2 separate regions of the Homo sapiens genome follow, and region 2 is linked to region 1. Evidence: chromatin contacts called from ENCODE Hi-C data. All regions are on one chromosome and are shown on one strand. Each heading gives the region's core, a stretch centred on a gene start or an enhancer-like site at or near the end of the contact. The rest is flanking DNA. Distances are from core to core; before and after follow the strand shown. Region 1 holds the start of UMODL1 (uromodulin like 1). Region 2 holds the start of MX1 (MX dynamin like GTPase 1).

What was found. Hi-C counts contacts between places; a loop is a spot of excess contacts on that map. Pooled maps may share reads with other maps.
Region 2: a loop to region 1 is called in a map of OCI-LY7, with 5 times the contacts of the local background. The contact joins the promoter of MX1 here to the promoter of UMODL1 in region 1. A Hi-C loop is called at or near these places in 1 of 168 maps with a recorded cell type or tissue (OCI-LY7), 8 of 37 single-sample maps with no recorded cell type and 8 of 50 pooled maps.

Annotation. Positions count from the first base shown.
Region 1 is chr21:42,070,041-42,072,604 of GRCh38, forward strand. It overlaps UMODL1 (uromodulin like 1), which reads left to right and starts at 1,277. Exons shown (of 23, transcript NM_001004416.3): 1 at 1,277-1,352. The coding sequence starts at 1,277. RefSeq lists an enhancer at 2,464-2,564.
Region 2 is chr21:41,424,961-41,427,524 of GRCh38, forward strand. It overlaps MX1 (MX dynamin like GTPase 1), which reads left to right and starts at 1,279. Exons shown (of 17, transcript NM_002462.5): 1 at 1,279-1,303; 2 at 2,246-2,344. RefSeq lists an enhancer at 946-1,385.

The DNA.
Region 1 (2,564 bases), core at 27-2,526:
TCTTGTCATGGCATCTGACATTTAGTCATTAGCCAAGCAAATGCAGCAGTTCATCATCTCAGAGATTAATCTACAGAGAATAAAAGAGGTAGCAACGTTGGTGCGGGAGTTAGGCGAGAAGGTCCCTTCTGGAGGAATCGTTTTGTATCTAGAACACCAGGGAATTATGCTCCCGAACCATGCAGCCAACGTGAATCTTTGTTAATTCATCTGAATGTTTCCTCAGTAAAATCAACAAGATCTTCTTCATCCAATGTTAAAAATTGGGCTTCAGCAGTCAACACTAAGAAGTGAGAGGCAATCAACGGTGCAGTATGAAAACATCATGAGCTAGAAAGAACTTAACATGAGATTTAGAAATCTACTTCACATATACCATGATGACTACTGAAATAAAACATTAATCACCTGTATTCTTATCACTCCTCAAAATGTTTTCTTCCTGTCCCAGGGCCCTTTCTGGAGTTTTCTCCATGCTTATATAACTGTACAGAGTTGTCACTTTCATGGAGATGAAATTGCATGCGTTGCTGTTTTGACTTCACATTGTTAAGTATTTGTTTGTGCTACTAAAACTTCATGGTGAGCATTTCAACGCCCGTGTAATGCTGCATCCAGATGCTCTGTAATAATTACTCTCCCACTCTCCTGTGGCTGTCCAATTATGTAATTTCCCACTTTAAGTCATAATAGGTAATGCACATCCCTGTGACCACAGCTTCGTGCTCTCAGCCCAAGCTCCGGGAGGAGAGGACTGGGTCAAAGCACCTGGACATTTTTGTGACTTTTGAAGTGCATTGTGGAACCGTGTGAAGGACGCTTTTCTGAACGTGATGTTCCACTTTGATTTGATGCTGTTTTCTTCTGCCAGTTCAGAACGATAGGGTAAGAGAATACTCCGTGTTGATGGAGAGACTCAGATATGAGTCTCAAATGTGTTTTCTGCGTAACAACGAGATGGGATCCAGCGATGCGGTCTGGGCTTTTGGGTACTCACCTTTCCTAAAAGATGCCATCTGCTTGGAGCAGAATAGGCTGTGACACGCAGGAGCCCCCAGGGAAACGGCCATGGCAATGGTGGGTGTTAACGAGCAGGCATAAGGGACTGCTCCCAGCGGTGCTTCCTCTGAAGTCATTGCCACCTGCAGCAGCACAGGGGACAGAAAGGCCGTTTCTCCAGGTCCAGGCAGCTCAGGCCCCTATGAGCCCTGGCGTAGCAGAGACCCAGGCTTCTTGGTAGAGGCCCAGAGCCCTGTACTGCCACCACTGCCGGACGATGCTCAGGACCTCGGGGCTGGCACTGCTGGCTCTGGTCAGTGCTGTGGGCCCAAGCCAGGCCAGCGGCTTCACAGGTGAGGGGTCTGGGCTTGGCATGGGCAGTTCTTAAGGACAGGGGCTTCCTGGCATGGGTCTCATGAGGACAGCCCCCTGTGGAGACCTGGGCAGGCAAGGACGCCTCTGCTTGGAGAGGCGACATCTGTTCTTTTGTGGACAAGCTTTTTGGTAAGCGCACATGGTAGCAGCTGTGGAGGTGGGGCAGGAGTGCCGGGTAGGGTTTTGGGAAGAGGACTCCCCCAGTGGGAACCTGTTGCTGAATCACCTGGGCGTTCGTGGGGGTAAAATGCAGATTCTTAGCCAGCAGGTCTGGGGTGCAGGGCCTGGAACTCTACATGTCTGTGGGTGATGCAGATGCTGTGGGTCCTCAGATCCCACTGAGAACAGTGAGCTCCTACAGACGCAGAAGAAAGGTCTCCTGAACCTTGGTGCATTCAAGTCCTCACTTACAGATTTAAAAAAAAAAGGAGACCTAGCCTGGGCAACATCATGAGACCCCATGTGTACCAAAAAAAAAAAAAAATTAGCCAGCCATGGTGGTGCACACTTGTGGTCCCAGCTACACAGGAGGCTGGGATGGGAGGATCACTTGAGCTTGGGAGGTCCAGGCTGCAGTGAGCTAAGATTGCTCCACTGCACTGCAGCCTGGGCGGCAGAGCAAAAGCCCCCAAACAAACAAACAAACAAACAAAAAAAGCCACAATACAAAAACAAAAAAGAAAGGGAGACCCAGAATGGATCAGGGACTTGCCCAGGCCACACAGCTCACAGGGCAGAGTCACCACAGGAGCCAGAGGCTGCACCAGGGCTCTGTCCGGAGTTTTCCCAGGCATGCGGAGAGCAGGGCAGCTTCTTAAAAACACACGGGAGTTCTGAAACCCCAGAATCCAGGGAAATGGGACTGCGGAATTTTAAAATCATTTTCCTCTTAAAATCTGTCATATTCAGTTACAAATTTAAAGGAATCCATTCTGTTTCTAAAATCAACTATGTTTTTGTACTACTTTAACGTTTTTCACCCAGAAGCAGGATTTTGCTTTGTGATTTGTGAAATGGATTTTCCCATTGGAACAGGTAATGTGTAGACCCCACAGTTCAGATGCATAATGGGTGGGTATCCTGGGAAGCTGGAGAAGGTCTTAGGAGGTGTTTCCAGAACCCCTCATTGTATATGAGGACACGGGGCAGAACCTCAGCAACCCCACACGTGGTCGCCCCGAATTTTCCCT
Region 2 (2,564 bases), core at 29-2,528, 650 kb before region 1:
ATTGACTAGTCATCCTCCAAGCTGGACTAGGGTTGGAGGCTGGGGTCCCGAGGCAGGTGATAAGCTTTTGAGATAAGCTTGCATCTGCAACTTGTTACAATGCTGGGAGGGGCTGCTTAAAATTTTAGCCTATGTGTTACTTCTAAATAGCTTATACTAAATGTTAACTGTTTTCATGTGCGTCCATGTGAAGAGACCACCAAACAGGCTTTGTGTGAGCAACATGGCTGTGTATTTCACCTGGGTGCAGGCGGGCTGAGTCCGAAAAGAGAGTCAGCGAAGGGAGATAGGGGTGGGGCCGTTTTATAGGATTTGGGAAGGTAATGGAAAATTACAGTCAAAGGGGGTTGTTCTCTGGTGGGCAGGGGTGAATCTCACAAAGTACATTCTCAAGGGTGGGGAGAATTACAAATAACCTTCTTAAGGGTGGGGAAGATTACAAAGTACATTGATCAGTTAGGGTGGGGCAGGAACAAATCACAATGGTGGAATGTCATCAGTTAAGGCTGTTTTTACTTCTTTTGTGGATCTTCAGTTACTTTAGGCCATCTGGATGTATACCTGCAAGTCACAGGGGATGCGATGGCCTGGCCTGGGATGCGATGGCCTGGCCTGACAACTATTACCTATGTTATGTTTATTATTTTAAGCTTTATTATTACTATTTTATTTATTTTATTTTATTTTCCTTCCACACACCCGTTTCCACCCTGGAGAGGCCAGATGAGCCAGACTCCAGGGAGGCCTAGAAGTGGGCAAGGGGAAACGGGAAAGGAGGAAGATGGTATGGGTGTGCCTGGTTAGGGGTGGGAGTGCTGGACGGAGTTCGGGACAAGAGGGGCTCTGCAGCCATTGGCACACAATGCCTGGGAGTCCCTGCTGGTGCTGGGATCATCCCAGTGAGCCCTGGGAGGGAACTGAAGACCCCCAATTACCAATGCATCTGTTTTCAAAACCGACGGGGGGAAGGACATGCCTAGGTTCAAGGATACGTGCAGGCTTGGATGACTCCGGGCCATTAGGGAGCCTCCGGAGCACCTTGATCCTCAGACGGGCCTGATGAAACGAGCATCTGATTCAGCAGGCCTGGGTTCGGGCCCGAGAACCTGCGTCTCCCGCGAGTTCCCGCGAGGCAAGTGCTGCAGGTGCGGGGCCAGGAGCTAGGTTTCGTTTCTGCGCCCGGAGCCGCCCTCAGCACAGGGTCTGTGAGTTTCATTTCTTCGCGGCGCGGGGCGGGGCTGGGCGCGGGGTGAAAGAGGCGAAGCGAGAGCGGAGGCCGCACTCCAGCACTGCGCAGGGACCGGTGAGTGTCGCTTCTGGGGGCAGCGCCCAGTAACCGCGCTAGGAGCGCGGAGAAGGGCATTGGGAGAGCGGCGTTCGTGGCGGAGACTAGCGCTCCGGAGCACGGGCACGACGGGGGCACCTTCTCGGCTGCTAGTAACTAACAATAATAATAATCATAATCATAGCAAGGGCGCTGATGGGCGGGCTCGGAGCACGCCTGATTCTGGTTCCCACCAGGCTGCCCAGGCTCCTGATGACGCATCAGAAACATCCCCCTAACCCGCGGCCTTCCTGCAGGAGAGGTTGGGAAGGGGTGGGGGACGGGGCTCGGGGGAGGTCTCCGAGGGACTCTAGTAAGCGGGGAAGGGCGCCGGGAAAGTTTCAGATCCACGGCTGCGCGGGCCACGAGCCCACCCGAACGCCGACCACTGCTTTCCGTCGACTTCTATTTCCTGGGAACGCGCGAAAGCAAACCCAAGTCAGACTGCGGAGGTCGCTGGGGAGGGAAGGTTCAAGGAGTTCTCGCCGATCCTGCTGAATAAAGGGGGTTCCGAGCTGGGCCGAGATGGGGCATGCGCGGGAAGACCCCTGCCCGCTGTTCCCCCCCACCGCCCCAGTGGATGCCATGCCTGGGGCCTCCCCGGCGCGTGGGGCTGACGCACCCTCGGGGTCCATCGTAGTTGGCCGGGATCGTGGAGTGGGTGCGGTGGACGAAGGGAGGCAGGACAGTCCCGGGGGTGGCAGAAGGAGCCCGGGCACAGCTGAGACCTGCGCTCCCATCCCACCAACACTCACAGCAGGTGCTGCCGAGCTGGGCAATTGGGATGGCCCAAGTTATTTGGTTAAATTTTAAATCACGTTTGTTACTGGGAAGTAGAGTCCAGTGATGCTAACCGCGCCTCTACCTCCACCACCGGTGTCAGTCCCAAAGGGCTCCTAAAATGGCTGTGTCATCTTTCAGCCTTGGACCGCAGTTGCCGGCCAGGAATCCCAGTGTCACGGTGGACACGCCTCCCTCGCGCCCTTGCCGCCCACCTGCTCACCCAGCTCAGGGGCTTTGGTAGGTAGCAGTGCATTTGGTCTAAAGGGCAAGATGTTCTCTCTTTTATTCATAACAAATTTAAATACCAGCAGGGTTTGGGGGGAAAAACGCTTTCAGAAGAAAAGGTGAATGTCAGTCCTGCAAGAGTTAGTTTTAAAACTAGACTGAATTGGCACATGTATACCTATGTAACAAACCTGCACGTTCTGCACATGTACCCCAGAACTTAAAAGCTTAT